Linked DNA regions of Mus musculus: region 2 is linked to region 1. Evidence: chromatin loops called from intact Hi-C (ENCODE). Cell type or tissue: left cerebral cortex. All regions are shown on one strand. Each heading gives the region's core, and the rest is flanking DNA. Links, peaks and the distances in the headings are about the cores only. Region 1 has its middle 23 kb from the start of Gm32209. Region 2 has its middle 42 kb from the start of Gm42298.

Region 1 (8,873 bases), core at 581-8,580:
TTTATGTGCACTTCTTTACAATTGAACGTATTTTCACTGTTGTTTGTGTAGGTCTATGTCTGGTGCCAAAATGGTACAACCCTGTTTGCTGCTGTACATGTGCAGTCATATTCAGTACTGTACTCTGACATGGAGAGGAACTGATTTACTACTAAATAACCTGTGCATGATGTTCTAGTATAGGCTGTGCCCCCAGAACCATTATGTTGCGTTGCCTTAGTTAATGTTCACCGATTTACACTGCATTAGTAGGATTTCCTTTTTGGCTAAGACAATGATATGAAGTACATTAGAAAGAGATACCTGTATGCTCAATACTATTGCATGCATGTTCGGTGCTGTACTTGTGTGCTCCTATCTAGTACTTCCATTAGTGTTGGTTTACTAGTACATCCATTATGTCCTGCTATGACAGGAAATTTCTATGTGCCTCTATAAGAGAACATCTGTTTATAGAGTTTAATAGTGCATGCATGTGTGAAGCTCTATGAGTGTGTCCCTTGTCATTATTCCACTATTAAATTCATACAACCATCTTAACTATTACAACCATGAATATTGCTGTATGACTATATTCAAGTGCACTTCTATACTATAGTAAATTGTGTACACTGCTGTACTAGTGTATCAATGAATTCTTCTAAAATTATTGCATGTATATGAACCATATAAATTCATGTGCACTGCTATAGTGCAACCTACAGGTGTACTTCAGTAATTAGTAAAATCTTTATGTACTGCTTTGCCGTACTACATTCATGTCTTCATCTGTACAGTTCATCTTTCTTTATGTATATATTACTACATGACTCAGTAATATATCTGTCTGTGCTGCTATTGAATACATCCATGTACAGTATTGCAAAGGTATATTTGTCTGTAGTGTGTCAGTAAAGCAATGTGTACAAGTGCTTACATGTGCACTGCATTAATAATGTATCCATATGAACTGATTTACCAAGACACCTGGGTACAGTGCTGTATTACTATATCCATGAGCACTGATGCCAGCATTTTCATATACTATACAACTGTTTGAATATCTGTTTTGCTTTGGTTTTCACAGAGATGCATATAATAGGCAATACAATACTAGGACATCAGTGTGCAGCACTCCACTTCTGCATTCGTTCATCTATTTTTTTAAAGTATATGAAGGTGTAACTATGTTCAACTCTGTTGCTTTAGCAGCAGTCATGATCACTCTTATCACAGTACATTAACACATACTGTAGTAGTTAGCACACTGATGTTTGCTTTTGTACCAGTACATTCAAGTGCATGGCTGCAGTAGTGTATCTGTGTGTGCTCTTGCTTCTGTCCTTTAACAGTGCATGCATGTACACTTTTGTAATGGTACATCTATATGAATAGATGTCATAGTACATCAACTGTGCTGTGGTTAGAGTACATCCATGCACACTGATGTTCACAGATCCCCATATGTATTGCTGTACTTGTATGTAAATATGGAAACCTGTACTAGCTCATCAATTTGCATATCTGTACTCCTGCATTAATAATTTCACGTCTACATCACAATAATATACTCATGGGCATGGCTTTCAAGTAATTCTATGATCTCTGCTATTTTAATACTTCTCTGTATTGTATTCTAGAATACAACCATTCTTCCTGTGCTTTATATCCATAAGCACTGTGTACTTCCAATTCAGTTGCAACTACTCTGAATCTACTCTGCACCTGCAGGTGTTCACTGCTTTTCCAGTTCAGCAGTATGCACTGCCACTCAAGAACACCTTTATTTTAAATGCACATTAGTTTACAAATCAGTTGTGGCACATCCTTTTTTTTTCAAAGATGCCATTTTGTATTGCTTTAATAATAGACCCATGGTCTATTAATACAAATACATGCCTTGGTGTCTTAGTATATTCTTGGGTGCTCCTGTCTAGTACTTCCATGCATGCTAATGCAGTACATCCATGAGTAGCATTACCTCTGAGTGTTTCTATAATATCTGTATATAGCTACATGTGCTGCTTTGCAAGAACATAAATGATTACTCCTGTAATACAGAATTCAATGTGTGTTCTATTACTTCTTTCCCAAGTGTGCTGCTTTTCAAGTATACTCATGTGCCCTGCTGTTCATGGACATCCCTGTATTCTAATGTACTGGTAAATGCATACACATGTTGATTAGGACATCCATGTGAACTGCTCTACTTCTGTAAGAGCACATTTAGGTCTGTGTGCGGGGCAGGAATAGTATGTTCAGTTGAGCTTCTTTACTAGTAAATCTATGTTCACCACAGTTCCAATTGACCTCTATGTGTGGTACAGTTGTAGCACATCTGAATTTGCTGTAGTATGTGTAGATCCATGTTCACTGTCCTACTAGAACATTTCAGTACACTGATCTTCTAAAACAAAAGTGTGCACTAATCTTCTAGTAGTTGGGCCAGGCTTGGTGGGGTACACCTTTAATCCCAGCACTTAAAGGGCAGAGACATGGAGATCTCTGAGTTCACGACTATCCTTGGCTATTGAGGAAGTTCCAGGACAGCCAGGGCCTGGGATGGAGATGGTGATGCTCCCCCAAGACTAGAGAGGCAGAAGCAGGTAAATATCTATGAGCTCAAGACCAATCTATTCTACATAGTAAGTTCCAGGCCAGTATAGACAAACCACATCTTAAACAAAGAAAACTAAACTAAAAACAATTAACAACAAAAATAAATAAATAAGTCACCTTGGGCCAATGAGGTGAGATGGCTTATAGGGTCAAAATGCTTGTCAGTGAGCCTGACAACGTAAGTAACACCCCTGGGCCATTAGAAGAAGAGAAAGGTCATCTTAGTTTATTCTCTGACATTCACATACACACTGTAGAACACCCTTTCTCACCATGTACACATAAACTTTATTTATTTGTTTGTTTGTTGTTTGTTTATTTGATTGATTGATTGATTGATTGATTGATTGATTGATTGATTGATTGATTGATTGAGGGATTTCACAGAAATGTGTTGATCACAACCTTGTTTCATGAGTACAGAAATGTTCCAAGTCAACTGGTGAAAAACTAAAGGTGGTGTTTGGGCGACCTCTTCTGGCAAATGGGTCTTCATGCATTTTTTCCTGAGCATTAACCTGCAAGATAGCCCCTACTGCTTCCACTTGACTCTCTCCTGCCATTTAAACAGAGAAGAAAATTATTTGGGTTCAGAACCGTAGCAACATCTAAATGGAACCCTCAGTTACAGTAGTGTTTCATTTTTTTAAGTGGATGATGTAACCTTGTGAATCATTTTCTTAGGCTTTCTACATTTCATAAATATTACATATACACTTCTGCATGGGAAATACCAGCAGTACACTTCAGGTGAAGTTAAAGAGGCTACAGAAAGACAGAAATGTAATAGAAGGATTGTGATTAAGAGAGCAGGGTGGGAGCATGGATGGGGATTGAGGCTGGAAGATTATCAAAGTATTTAAGATAGGCACTGAATGTGAATTTGGTTCCCAAGACCCATACAAAGGCTAACAACCACCTAGCTAAGTTCCATTTCCAGGATATGCAATGCCCTCTTCTGGTCTCTACCCACACCTGGCATGTATGTGGTGCACCCACGTATACAAATAGGGAAAACACACATAGACATAAAAGTAAGATAAAACTAGGTGGAGAAAGAACATATGTGCACACAGATGAGATACAGGTACAAGTCCTTTTAACCAAGGTGCAAAAAGCTTTCCCTAGGCAGAAAAGCAAGAATTACTCATTACTCAACTAAAGCCACATTATGTCAGAATTATATAACCAATCAGAATTACTTGCATCCTGATAACAGAGAAATGCCCTCATTTACACAGCAGGAATTGCTTGTTGGGAAATGCTAGGCAAAGCTGTTCACCCCAACCTACAAGAGGATTCTTCCTATAAGTCTAATTGTGGAATCTTAAACTTTGATATGTATTTTTAGCTTAATGTGCAAAGATGAGCTCCTAATTTTAGTCAATGGCATTATACTACTGCCTATAAATATAAGTCGTCCCAGAAAGTAGAATAGTAGAAGTTTATAAACCAGGAGATTCTATAAGATATTTCATAAGGAAAAATAGTACCTATGTAAAATAATTCTGGAGCAGGTATAAACATTTATGTGTCTAAGCCAAATACATGATAGTTTTCTAACACACTCATTTCTCCTGACATCACTATAAATTTTATTAGTGTGGCTTACAAAATATCACATGTAAAGTTCAATTGTGGGCTTTACACTTTGATACTGTTTTATTCACTTATGTTTTTGTCTACACTGCACTGGTTGCAAGGTTGTTTAATTCATATTGGCATTGAAGTTTGATCTTACACTCTACACAGAAATAACACAACTAATATTGCAGTGACAAGCTCATCTTGGGTGTACCTTTACTAAGAAACATATGTTGGTAGACAAGGGCTTGGCTTTGTTTTTGTTTTTTCTGTTTGTGTTTAGCCTAGAACTACTAATGTAGACAAGGCTAAACTACTACCAGAAATTGGCTAGCCCCTGCCCTCCTTCTGGAGAACTAGAAGTAGTACTGGAACTACCATGCCAGATAGTTTCTTTTTGACATTCCACAATCACAAATGATGCAGTTCCTATTACACATTTATTCATGTAATTCAGGAGAATGACTGAATTCTGCCATGACATCTGACATGGTTTGTAAAGTGAAACTTTTAGCTAGGTATAAAGACACTGGCCTTAATTGTCTAATGACATTCATGCCCTGGGGTTCCCTAGACATGCCTTCGTCTAAAAGACTTTGGGATTTTTGTCAGGCAGAGGGGTTGGTGTGGCTCCCATAGGAGAGCATGTGTGAGTTTCCTTCAGTAGTGTTGGGTTTCTGTTTGAGAGAGGAAATGTGTACAGGAAGGTGACTCGGGTCTGTCCCCATTCTCAGCTTTGGAACAAAGTAAGGCAATACTGCTCATGTGCAATGAATTCTTAGTTCCACAAGGTGGCAACCTGCATCTGACACACACATCCTCATAGCCTCAGGACAAGAATAGCCGTTTGCTAGAAGCAGTCAAAGCAGAAATAGTACCATTCATTTCCTCCACTTGTTTAGTGGGACTACCATGACGAGATAAGTGAGGATAATATTTATATAGAGCACAAAGCCGTGGTCAGAGTGGAAGAAGGTAATACTTTAAGCCATTTCATGAAATCCTAATATATCACATTGTATATTGTATTAAAAGCATTAAATAATATCTCCTAATACAGAGGCATAAAAATAGAAAAGAAAGAGGCAAATCACTTTTATGTGCAGATGGTAAAACATTTCTGAAAACTTCAAGGCCATCAATGAAAGAGCCACTGTTGGTCAGGGAAGCAGGTGGACTAACCCAAGATCTTTACCTCTTTCTCTTTGAAGAGATGCAATTGAAGTCTCATCCCCAACTCTGCAGCATACCACCTGTGGTAGCTTCCCTTTGCCCCCTGACCCCTCTCCAGCCACCTTCCCCTACTAACCTCATTCATCCACCTTGTTGCTTTATCACAGCTCCCAACTACAGCAGGCACTCCCTGAAAATCCACAGGCCACCCTGGCAAGGGAAGCAAAAAGGCTAACTCCAGATTTCTACCGTTCCCTCCACTCATCCAGCCCAACACCCAGTATCATCTCTATGCCTGCTGCAAGCTCCTGTAACCACCAGTGATTCTCACAGATCTTTATCCCAAATTTCCTCCCTTCCACTCATTTCTCTTCCCAAGCCACGAATACCAGCAGCTATTCCCTGGCCACTCCAACCAGGGAAGCAAGTAGACTAATTGCAGCTCTTCACTCTTTTCTCTAATTCTCCAAATTCAAACCCCCAGCTTCACCCCCACCTGAGAAGCTTACTTTCTGCAGTGGTCTGTTCTCACTCTCTACCCTTATCCCAGGGACTTAACTAAGCAGATTGTAGTGGAATACCCCAACTTCTCCTTTCTTGTGAAACCTGCCTATGTCCTTCCCCGGTGCTCCCACAGTTCTAAGTGTCAAAATTCACTCCACCTGGACGACTCACTGGCAACACCCTTTAAAACACCAGAATTTCTTAAATGGCAACACACAGCCAACACACTCTCCTAAGAACCAGAGAGGAAACAGAAACCAAAAAAATAAACACTCAGGTGGTAACATTTGAAATGAAAATAAAGAAAATATCTAAAATAAAGAAACAAACAAACAAACACTCACCCCACAAAGACAAGGCAAGATATCAGTATCTAGAATCAAAGTTTCCCAATATCAGATGCCTACACACCAGCATAAAACCAAAATCAATAACAGCCAGAGCAATATGTCTCCTTTAGAGCCCAGCAATCCTACCATAAAAGGCAGTGAATAGAAAGGCAGTGTTGATGCTACTATGTATTCAAATACTAAATTCTATCAGATTTAGGATTGGTAAAGATCTTTTCCCAATCTGATGGTTAGGTTACATTTTTGTCTTATTGTCCTTTGCCTTACAGAAGCTTTTCAATTTTATGAGGTCCCATTTGTCAATTCTTGATCTTACAGCATAAACCATTGGTATTCTATTCAGGAATTTTTCCCCTGTGCCCATATGTTCTAGGCTCTTCCCCCACTTCCTCCTCTATAAATTTCAGTGTCTCTGGTTTTATGTGGAGGTCCTTGATCCACTTGGACTTGAGCTTTGTACAAGGACATAAGAATGGATCAATTTGCATTCTTTTACATACTAATCAAAGGCTAATATCAATATATAAAAAAGACTCAAGAAGATAGACTCCACAAAACCAAATAACCCTATTTAAAAATGGCATACAGAGCTAAACAAAGAATTCTCAACTGAGGAATACGGAATGACTGAGAAGCACTTAAAAAAATGTTCAACATCTTTAGTCATCAGGGAAATGCAAATCAAAACAACCCTGAGATTCCACTTCACACCAGTCAGAATGGCTAGGATCAAAAACTCAGGTGACAGCAGATGCTGGCAAGGATGTGGAGAAAGAGGAACACTCCTCCATTGCTGTGGGGATTGCAAGCTGGTACAACCACTCTGAAAATCAGTTTGGCGGTTCCTCAGAAAATTGTGCATAGTACTATCAGAGGATCTAGCAATACCACTCCTGGGCATATACCCAGAAGATACCCCAGCATGTAATAAAGACACATGCTCCACTCTGTTCATAGCTGCCTTATTTATAATAGCCAGAAGCTGGAAAAAACCCAGATGTCCCTCAACAGAGAAATGGATACAGAAAATGTGGTACATTTATACAATGGAGTACTACTCCGCTATTAAAAACAATGAATTTATGAAATTCTTAGGCAAATGGATGGATCTGGAGGATATCATTCTGAGTGAGGTAATCCAATGTCAAAAGAACACACATGATACACACTCACTGATAAGTGGATATTAGCCCAGAAAGTCAGAATACCCAAGCTACAGTTGGCAAAACACATGAAACTCAAGAAGAAGGAAAACCAAAGTGTAGATATTTCAGTCCTTCTTAGAAAGTTGAACAAAATACCCATGGAAGGAGTTACAGAGACAACATATGGATCAGAGACTGAAGGAATGACCATCCAGAGACTGCCCCACCTGGGGTCCATCTCATATACAACCACCAAACCCAGACACTATTGTGGATGCCAACAAGAGCTTGCTGACAGAAACCTGATATAGCTGTCTTCTGAGAGTCTCTGCCAGTGCCTGACAAATAATACAGAAGTGGATGTTCACAGCCAACCATTGGACAGAGCACAGGGTCCCTAATGAAGGAGCTAGAGAAAGTACCCAAGGAGCTGAAAGGGTTTGTAGCTCCATAGGAGGAACAACTATATAACCAGTACCCCTGAGAGCTCCCTGGGGCTAAACCACCAACTAAAGAAAACACATGGTGGGATTCATCGTTCTAGCTGCATATGTAGCAGAGGATGGCCTAGTTGCTCATCAATGGGAAGAGAGGCTCTTGGTCCTGTGAAGGTTCTATGCCCCCGTATGGTGAAATGTCAGGGCCAGGAAGTAGGAATGGGTGGGTTAGTGAGCAGGGGGGTCGGGTGGGGGGGGGGGAGGGTAGGGAGTTTTCAGAGGTAAAACCAGGAAAGAGAAAAACATATGAAATGTAAATAAAGAAAATATCTAAGAAAAAAAGAAAAGCTACTTATTAAAACATTTATATCAGAAACATTTGGAAAACTGTTCTTCCACACCATCTGCAGAAATAGCTTTATTCATGTTCTCTGGGTTTTTTTTTATTGTCTATTATGAAAATATTTTTGTAGCTAAGAGCAAGTGGTTAAATGATATTTTCTTCATTGAGAAATTGCATTTATATCAAAACTTCATATTATCTGTATGAGCAGGAAACGCCTTGAATTATTACTTATTCACAGTGTTAGTATTGCTGTGTGCTAGTATAAGCTCTTTTGATTTCTTATGATAAAAAATACTTTGAAATTTGAAAAAAACAAACAAACAAACAAACAAACAAAAAGAAATACTAAATTCTATACCCCAAGATCTTGTTGCCCCAAGATGAGCATGAGAGAATTCTCAAGAATACCATCTTTTGTTGTACAAACCTTGCTTCCAATTACTGTAGGCAGGTTTTCACTTACCTGGCTAGGAGTCACAGGTACGGACTTTGAAGAGAGTGAAGGAGGAGAATGAAGAAGAAAGAAAAGGAGAGAAGAGGAGATCTCCATCTTCCTGAGAAATTTGAACCCCGAGGACAGGCTGGTGGAGCAGAAATAACCCAGGAAGACACAAATATTTGTATTTGGGGAATACAGTTGGTCAAGTAGCTAGCCTAGCATTAGAAAATCAGGTTAGTGTAACCTCAGTAACTGCCAGAACCATATAAATAAATCAAGGTCTTAGTCTCATTCATT
Region 2 (8,873 bases), core at 685-8,684, 740 kb before region 1:
TCTAAAATCACAATCAACAGATTGCAAAAAGATCTTTACTAGCTGGGCGTGGTGGCACTCACACACCTTTAATCCCAGCACTCCCACAAGGAGGCAGAGGCAGCTGGATTTCTGAGTTCAAGGCCAGCCTTGTCTACAAAGTGAGTTCCAGTACAGCCAGGGCTATACAGAAAAACCCTGTCTAGAAAAATAAAATTGAAAACAAACAAACAAACAAACAACAACAACAACAACAACAAAACCTTTACTAACCCTACATCTGATAGAAGGCTAATATCCAATATTTACAAAGAACTCAAAATGTTAGCCTTCAGAGAACCAAATAACCACATTTTTTAAAAGGGGTAGGGAGCTAAACAAAGAATTCTCAACTGAGGAGCACCGAATGGCAGAGAAGTACCTAAAGAAGTATTCAACATCCTTAGTCATCAGGGCAATGCAAAGTGTCACACCAAAGTGTGGATGTTTCAGTCCTACTTAAGAGAGAATAAAATAATCATGGGAGGTAGAGGGATGAAGGAACCTGGGAGGGAGAGGGAGGAAGAGGGAAAAATGGTGACAGGATCAGGTGTGGGAGGAGGCAAGGGAGAAGTACAGAGGGTCAGGAAATTGAACAGATGTGTGTAGCAGTCAGGGATAGGGAACTGGGGAAAGCCATTAGAAAGTCCCAGATGCCAGGAAAGCAAGAGGCTCCCAGGATCCAATGGGGATAGCATTAGCCGAAATACCCAACAGTGGGGAGAACTTGCAGAGACCACATAAACAGGTTTGGTACAGCCCGCATTTGAGGGATAGGGCCATCTACCCATCTCAAATATATAACCCAAAATTGCTCCTGTTCAAAGGAAATGCAGGGACAAAGTGTAGAGCACAGACTGAAGTAAAGGCCATTCAGAGATTGTCCCAACTAGGGATACATCCCATCTGCAGACGCAAAACTCAGACATGATTGCTTATGCCAAGAAGCACTTGCTGGCAGGAGCCTGGTATGGCTGTTCCCTGAAACTTCCTGCCAAAGCCTGACAAGTACAGATGTGGATGTTTGCAGACAACTATCGGACTGAGACTGGGGACCCCAGTGGAGGAGTTATGTGATGGACTGAAGGGGCTGAAGGGGTTTACAACCCCAGAGGAAGAACAACAATATCAACCAACTGTACCCCAGCCCTTCAGTCCCAGGGACTAAACTACCAATTAAAGACTACACACTGGGGGGAACTATGGCTCTAGTAGTTTATGTAGTAGATGATTACTTTATCTGGCATCAATGGGATTGGAGGCCCTTTGCCCTGTGGAAACCAGATGTCCCCAGGGGAATGCTAGGGAGGTGAGGTAGGAGTGGGTTTGTATGAGAGCTCCCTCGTAGAAGCAGGAGGAGGGGAGAGAGGATAGGGGGTTTATAGTGGGGGAATCTGGTAAGGTAGATAACATTTGAAATGTAAATAAATAAAATAACCAATTAAGAAATAAAAATAAGCTGGGCGTGGTGGCACACACCTTTAATCCCAGCACTCGGGAGGCAGAGGCAGACAGATTTCTGAGGGCAAGGCCAGCCTGGTCTACAAAGTGAGTTCCAGAACAGCCAGAGCTATACAGAGAAACCCTGTCTTGAAAACAAACCTAAATAAATAAATAAATAAATAAATAAATAAATAAATAAATAAATAAATAAATAAAAAATAGAGGAATGTACCTGATTGCTGTGGTGCTTGTCTCCTATCTTTACTGAGAAATGTAATAAGGATTGACAGATTGTAAATTAGGAAAAAAAATGAGGGTTAAAAGAAATATGAAAGTTTATTCTAACCGGTAGCTTAAATCCTCAGTAACATAGTCATTACAAGTTTACTGACAAGCAGCTGAAAGAGTCAGATGCAGATATTTACAGCCAACTAATGGACAGAAGCTGCTGATCCCTGTTGAATTGGGGGAAAGCTGAAAGAAGCTGAGGAGGATGGCAACCCTGTAGGAGGACCAGCAATCTCAATTAACCTGGACCCCCAAGATCTCTCAAACACTGGACCACCAACCAGGCAGCGTACAGCAGCTGATATAAGGCCCCCAACACATATACAGCAGAGGACTGCTGGTTCTGAGTTCAGTCTAAGAAGATGCACCTAACTTTCAAGAGACTGGAGACCCCAGGAAGTTTAGAAGTCAGGCTGGTTGGGAGGGTGGGGAGTGGAGACATCCCTGTGGAGATAGGGGATAGGGAGAAGGTATGGGATGTGGAACAGTTGGAGGGTGGACAGGGAGCAGGGGAGGGATAAAATATGGAATGTAAATAAAGATAAAAAAATGTTTACTGATTTCTTCAGTGTGTGTGTGTGTGTGTGTGTGTGTGTGTGTGTGTTTATGACTAGTTAATGTTAATGTTTGGTCACCTATCTAATATATTGTTAGTGTCATCTCTGAAGATTTGCTTTCATTGAAAAATTATGTATATTTAACTTGAATAACAGAAAGAATTCTATTTAATTTATTTTAACATGGTAGCTTTAAAATTACATAATATAAGAACTACTATAAACCTATAGTAACCAAGCAAGTGTGGTGATCATGAAAGAATAATTGATCAATGGAATAGAATTGAGTCCAGAACTTAAGCCATAGAAATTTAACTAAATAATTTTATATTAGTCAGGGTTATCCAAAGGAATAGAAATGGTACCATGATTAAATATTTAAGGGGGATATATTAGGGTGACTTACAATCCACTCTATAGTCCATAGTCCAACAATGACTGTCTCCTTAAGGTAAGGCCAAGTATCCAGTAATTGTTCAGACTGAAGCTAGATGTCTCAACAGTCCCATCTGATGCTGGCATTCAAGAGACCTGCTAGACTTTAGTCTATGTTGGAATTACTTAGCATTAGGATCTAATATTAGTAAAGGTCTGCCTCAATAGCAGGAAAGATGAACCTTCTCATGAGAGTGAGGGAAGCAGGAAAAAAAGCAAAAGCTTCCTTCTTGCTGGTCCTTTTATGTGGCTGTCACCACAAGTTGTAGCCCAAAGGTACTATTTAAGGTTGTAGCTTTCAATAATCCAATCAAATAAATCTTTCAGAGGTGTGCCCAACTCTGTGAGTTAAGTTTCACATCTCACATTTCACAACTACATGTATGCCCACACAGGTACAACAAGATAGGGTTTGTAGCAAAGTTCAAGGAATTCCAGGAAGCACTATGAAAGCCAGAAGCTGATTTGTATACAGACTCTTTGTCAGAAGATAGATCGTGACATCTGTTAGAGAGATGTTCTTTCAGATGCTGCTGTAGAACCAAGCCTTGGGGGCAGAGTTCAGTTAACTGTGTGTGGTCAGGACTGTGGAGGTCATAGACATGAAGTGCAGGATGGGGTGCAGACAGATGATGATTCAAGGCCGTATCATTAGTAGGAACTTAGCTAAACTGAAGCTCCTGGGACAGTCAGTAGTTCTCTGCCTATCAGTCCTGTGAAACACACTCCTGGTGGTCGGACTACAGGATAGCAGGGCCATCACCATAAGAGTGGTAGGTATCCTGCTATTTATAGGTATAGGTGAAGTTGTTGCACTCTCTCTGTAATGTTGACTGATAGGTTCTGGGTCATTGTTTTCTTGGTATAATTTTAAAATATCCATGCACTTATGTGGGTCCAACTGATTTAGATAATCGTGTATACTTATATTGTTCTGCTTTTAGGAGTAAGTTATTTGTCACTCTGGGCCTGTGAATGATACTGGGCTGATGGTGTTGCTATGTACATGACAGGGTACTAAGTCATCCTGCCTCTGAATCTGTGCTGGTAAAACGGAGTGTCCCAGGAAGTAGAGTCTGACAAATCACTACTCTGAATAAAGTAGGGCACAGCTTTGTCTAAACAATCCTGTGCTCAAGTCTGCATTACAACCTCTTCTTAATAAATTCCAACTCTGATGCACATTGCTTATCCTGAAAGTCTTTCTGTGACGAAAGCAAGAATCCCTGCTCTACACATCTTTAAAGAGAATTCTTCAGGCTGGTTTTTGAAGCAGCAGCAGCTTGGAGATTTGTCCTCTATCAAGGACCCACTGCAGCTGACATGATGAACAGTAGACAACAATCAGGGTATTTCTAAGGAGAAAAACCTGTAGAACTGATTACTATGGTGATCATCTTATATTGATATAGTGTGAGAATAAGATAAATGCTATGCCTCAGCATGAAATCCTTGCCCTGTAAAAGGAATTTTTAGTGTTCTCTTTGAAATGATAATGTTCCTGGCTGCTTATGCAAGGTCTAGTTACTTCAGGTAAGAAGAAAATACTCGGGAATTGGTGACTGCATTTTGCTAAGAGTTACATAATTCCAGATCTATACTAGAATTGCATTTATCTCTAAAGTGGTGTGATTTAGAATTCTTTCATTTAACTCACCATCATGAGCCTGTCACTACACCATTAGATTCACACTGAAAGGAATGCTACCATTCAATATGAGCATCTGAAAGTCTAAATAGGAATGTTACATGCATTGTAAATATTATAAGAACTGTACTATCAGTTATCTAGGAAATTCTCATTCATTTTCCCATTAAGCAAACAGTTCTTAACTGCCTTTGTATGTAAGAAGTTATGAAATGCTGAGCATGTTTTAAAAGAATCTCCAGACAAAGTTTTTAATAAATGATGCAAATTATCCAATGATTGCTTACTGTGCATATGCATAAATGTGTGTATGTGTACATGTGTTCATGTGTGTATGTATGTGTGAGTGTGTGTGTGTGTGTGTGTATGTGTGTATGTGAGCTTGTGTGTGTTGAAGAGTAGATGAGACTAATTATACTGTTCAGGTTGTATGGCCAAGTGTTTCAAGACACAGATTAAACACACACTTTAGAGCTACTGATTGTGTAATGAAGAAAAATTTATTTTCTATAGAGAAATTCTAGCTTGTATATCAGTGAGGAATGAGAAATTACCAGAATCAGTACATCTGGGCAACAGGCAGGGGTAACCAGAAAAACAACAACAACAACAAAACTGTTAAATATTTAAGGATGCCAGTGAGAAATTACTTGGGTAGACTTCTTGCATTACATATTGAAGTAGAAATACATGAATCCTAGAGTCCTAGCCATCACTTTATACAAAGCAGCTACAGAACTGCTATATTAAGGACATATGAAGCAATAGAGCTCCTACCCCTCTTCCCCTTATTTTCACTTTCATTTCCTAATCCTTTGGCAAGATTTACACACCCTCTTTCCCCACCAATTCCCATAGAAGCCCCAGGTAAATGTTTAACCTGGTAACACCCATATAATATTTGGGCAAAGCATAACACCTGATGACCTTTGTAGCATCCCCACTTAGGCTTCACCTACTTCCTCTAACATAATGTATGAAAAGCATACCGAGGTTTTGCTTGCAGGAAAAGTTGAATCAGATCTACAGGACTTAGCTAGAGGGAGACAAAGTTTCTTGCTATGCTCTATAAGATAAATGAAACAGAAGACATCTCCTCAGCTTCCTTTGTCGCTCATCATTTCTCGTGCTGTGAAGGTTCTTTGAATTCGTTTTAAGTACAAGAAGGAGGAGGAGGAAGAAGAAGGGGGAGGAGGAGGAGATGAGGAGGAGAAAAAGAAGAACAGATTCTGTAGACTAGAGACAGCTTTGATTCATGTCTAGCTATTAAATTCTTTATTCAAATTGTAAAATAAAAAAGAGATTGCCCAGGGATTCTAACAAAGTTGTTGATTTTAAGAAATCATAGCCAAATTTTCACCGTGATAATGTTCTGTCATTATATTTTAAAAGAATTCCTGTCTTGCTCACTTGAATATTGAAATGTTACGGTAGGTATCTAGGATTTACTCTATTATAAACAGATAAGTGTTACATGTGGAGTCAAGTTGATTTTTATAAAAAAGAAATCATCACTTTCTTCCTACTCATAAAATACGTCTGACTATCAAATGTGTGGTAGTGTCTATTTTAAGCAATTTCCCACTTCTTTTTGGATACAAACTTATAGCTATGTAATTGAAGTCAATTTTATTTATGTGGAAATAGCATTAAGTCTCATAACGTATAGGCCAATCTCACAAAACTGCTACAGAATTGTGAATCACAAATCAACCTGCCACATATGCTTTTGGGTATCACATCTCACAAAGCATAGAGAAGTAGTTTACTTATAAGGTTGCTCATTCAAATGATATAACTGAGTAACAGACAGATGTAAGACACAGGGAGAGAGTTTGAACTTTCATATCCTCTACAGGTATCCCACCTTTAAGAAATCTACCATATTATCCCCAAACTCTGTTATCCTTTGGGTTCTCATGCACATTTTATCATGTAATCATAATTAAGATACTAGCCATCACTGATTAAGTAAATATTAGTCTTCCTAATACTAGAGGAGACAATGGTTTGGGACTGTCTGGCTCTCCTACAGTCATTTGGCACTCCTGGCACCTTGTGGTTTCCTAGTGGCTTACTGAAAGTGTTACTATCCACACAAACTCAGATATGGCTGAAAGGGCTTGTTATGAATAACAAAATTTGTATCTTTCTCTACTGTCTTTTATTACTTAGAAAATTCTAAGTGGTAGAGTAGTTCAGCACTAGGAATCACAGCAACAGTCAACACAAATTCCTATAAACAAAAGTATCACAATCATGAACCGTAAACTGTTGAAAGCAATTGGTGGGCATATAAGGATATTTCATTATTTCCATTACTGTTCTCTATGCTTTAAATGTTTAATTATAAAAGTTTTAAAAATAAGTTCCCATAATCACAGGCAAAGTAAGCAAAGGGCAGAGAAGTCACTTACAATATGAGAGACTGAAACTATTTGAATTATCGTTATAAAGTGTGGATAAACAATGACAGATTAACTCAAAGCCTTGATGATAGAGCTGTGGTAAGAGATTGAGATACTTGCAGTTGAAGATGTGAAGACACAGGATAGGAGAGAATTCTAAAGTGTAAAGCTCACCATCATTATTGTCAAGATTAACAAAATGATCTGAAAAGGATGGTGGAAATTTCCTATCCCAGGTATTTCTTTTATTTTGGGCTTAAAGTAAGACACAGAAGCATATAAAATGTCCTTGAGTTTTCTGCCTTTTCACCAACTAGCAATTTCTCACTCCACCTAAATTTGTCCTAAATGTTCATTCTACTAGGGCAAATTCAGTCCACAATCTCAAGCCTTACACTTGGAGGCAGAAGGCAGGAGGTGATTGTTATTTTAAGCAGGATGTCTGTGAAACATTCACTTCTGCTCAGTGTTGCAATGAGTAGTTCCAGATTTGCTGCCATCTTGTTTCTAATGTTCTTCCAACGCCAAGCGGGGTGAGCTTTGACAATATATTCTGATTATACAGTCATAAGTACTGTGTATGTAGAATGCTATTCAGAATGACTACCTAGGCCAGGCAGCTAGGGCTCATTGTGTGACCCTGATAAAATGTCTATAGGAGTTTGGATGGGCATTTTTGTGCTACCTGATTTAGTCATGGAAGGAAAGTTGCTTTTTTTTTTTTTTTCCCAACAGAACAGGGAACTATCTTGACTGTGATTCTGAATCATAGGTCCAACTACCCCATTCCACAGAATACTAGGAAATTTTACTATTTGTGCATGAAAAGTGGTTAGAATGAAAGGTTAGGTTTTTTTTCCTGTCACAAAATAAAAAAAAAAAAAATAAGAAAGTGCTTTATGTGATTGCCAAATCAGAAAACGGTCAATCAGCAGACAGTAATAGAGATGTTTTTCATCTCCAGTATCAGCAGGATGCTAACAGGAGAGTTAAGATGAAAAGGGAAAAATACATTGATTTGTTGACAGAGGCCTAGCATCTGTCAGAGTAAAACATGGCTCTCATGCACTTAATCAATGTCAGTTCCCAAGCTCAATTGCTTTGCAACCCAGCTGAAAAGAAATCAAGGGGAACAGCTTCATAAGCAAGAAGCATGGTAAGTATGGTTTACTGAAGTGTGACTTTAAGATTGAGCATCATAGTATGATGTGTGACCCCAGCTACAAGTGCTTAGCTCTTTAAAAGAAGGCAGTGTTTACTAATTGTTTCTTTCCATTTTTGTGTTCTTGAGGTAAAAACTCCATTTTGTGCTCCATATATAAGTTTTAAGCATCCTTTGTCTATGGCTAGACATTGCCATAACACTTCTCAAAGTAGGTAAGCACACACACACACACACACACACACACACACACACACACACACACTGGGGATTACCATAAAGGCTATAGTGTAGTTTGAGTGTATCTGATTTCACAGAACAGGTAGTGACAAACTTCATTACTAACTGTAAGTACTCAGGGTGAAACAACCTAACTATACTATTCCATGCCTAGAAAGATTTATTGGTATTCTAACTCTCTTGGGAGTCAGAAAAATATCAAAACGGTGAGAAAACAACTGAATTATTTATGACAGTCAACAGGACAATTGTCTTTGAGTGATTCAGAATGTTCAAACAGACCAGGAGCTATGCCCTTGCCTAAGTTGGTTGATATATTGGGGCTGATTCAGAGAGATTCCTGAAAAACAGGAGCCTACCTTTAGGTTTCTGTTTATCTGGACAAAGTCCTTATATAGAGAGCATTGTTATCAGCACTTCCATTGTTGGGGTTGTTGTGGACTTAAAACTGATCCATTCAGGTTTCTCTCATGTAAGATTTCCTTTACTAACTGGCACCTTTACCCTTACTGAAACTCATCAAATATAGTGACTTTCAATACCTCTGTCCCCAAACAAGGAGCTGCATTATATTGCCTATGGTATGAGGTTTTGTGTCACATGAGTTTTCTAGTGACCAGTAGGGAAAACATGCTGAGGGAGTAAATGTCAGCGACAGGATGCATTGGAAACAT

Evidence for each region. Peaks named below come from ENCODE experiments on the same cell type or tissue, not always from the same donor. Only the 100,000 strongest peaks of a DNase experiment are listed, where the experiment ranks them.
Region 2: a loop joins it to region 1, with 5 times the contacts of the local background. A loop is called at or near these places in 2 of 42 quality-filtered maps.

The regions. Positions count from the first base shown.
Region 1 is chr4:70,597,615-70,606,487 of GRCm38, reverse strand. No RefSeq gene overlaps it. Among named protein-coding and RNA genes, the nearest start is that of Gm32209, 23 kb to the left of the region's middle. In left cerebral cortex, for the core only: CTCF peaks have their summits at 3,070 (motif pointing left) and 4,973 (motif pointing right); DNase peaks (open chromatin) are centred at 3,061 and 4,962.
Region 2 is chr4:71,335,130-71,344,002 of GRCm38, reverse strand. No RefSeq gene overlaps it. Among named protein-coding and RNA genes, the nearest start is that of Gm42298, 42 kb to the left of the region's middle. In left cerebral cortex, for the core only: no CTCF peak of the experiment used is centred there; a DNase peak (open chromatin) is centred at 5,477.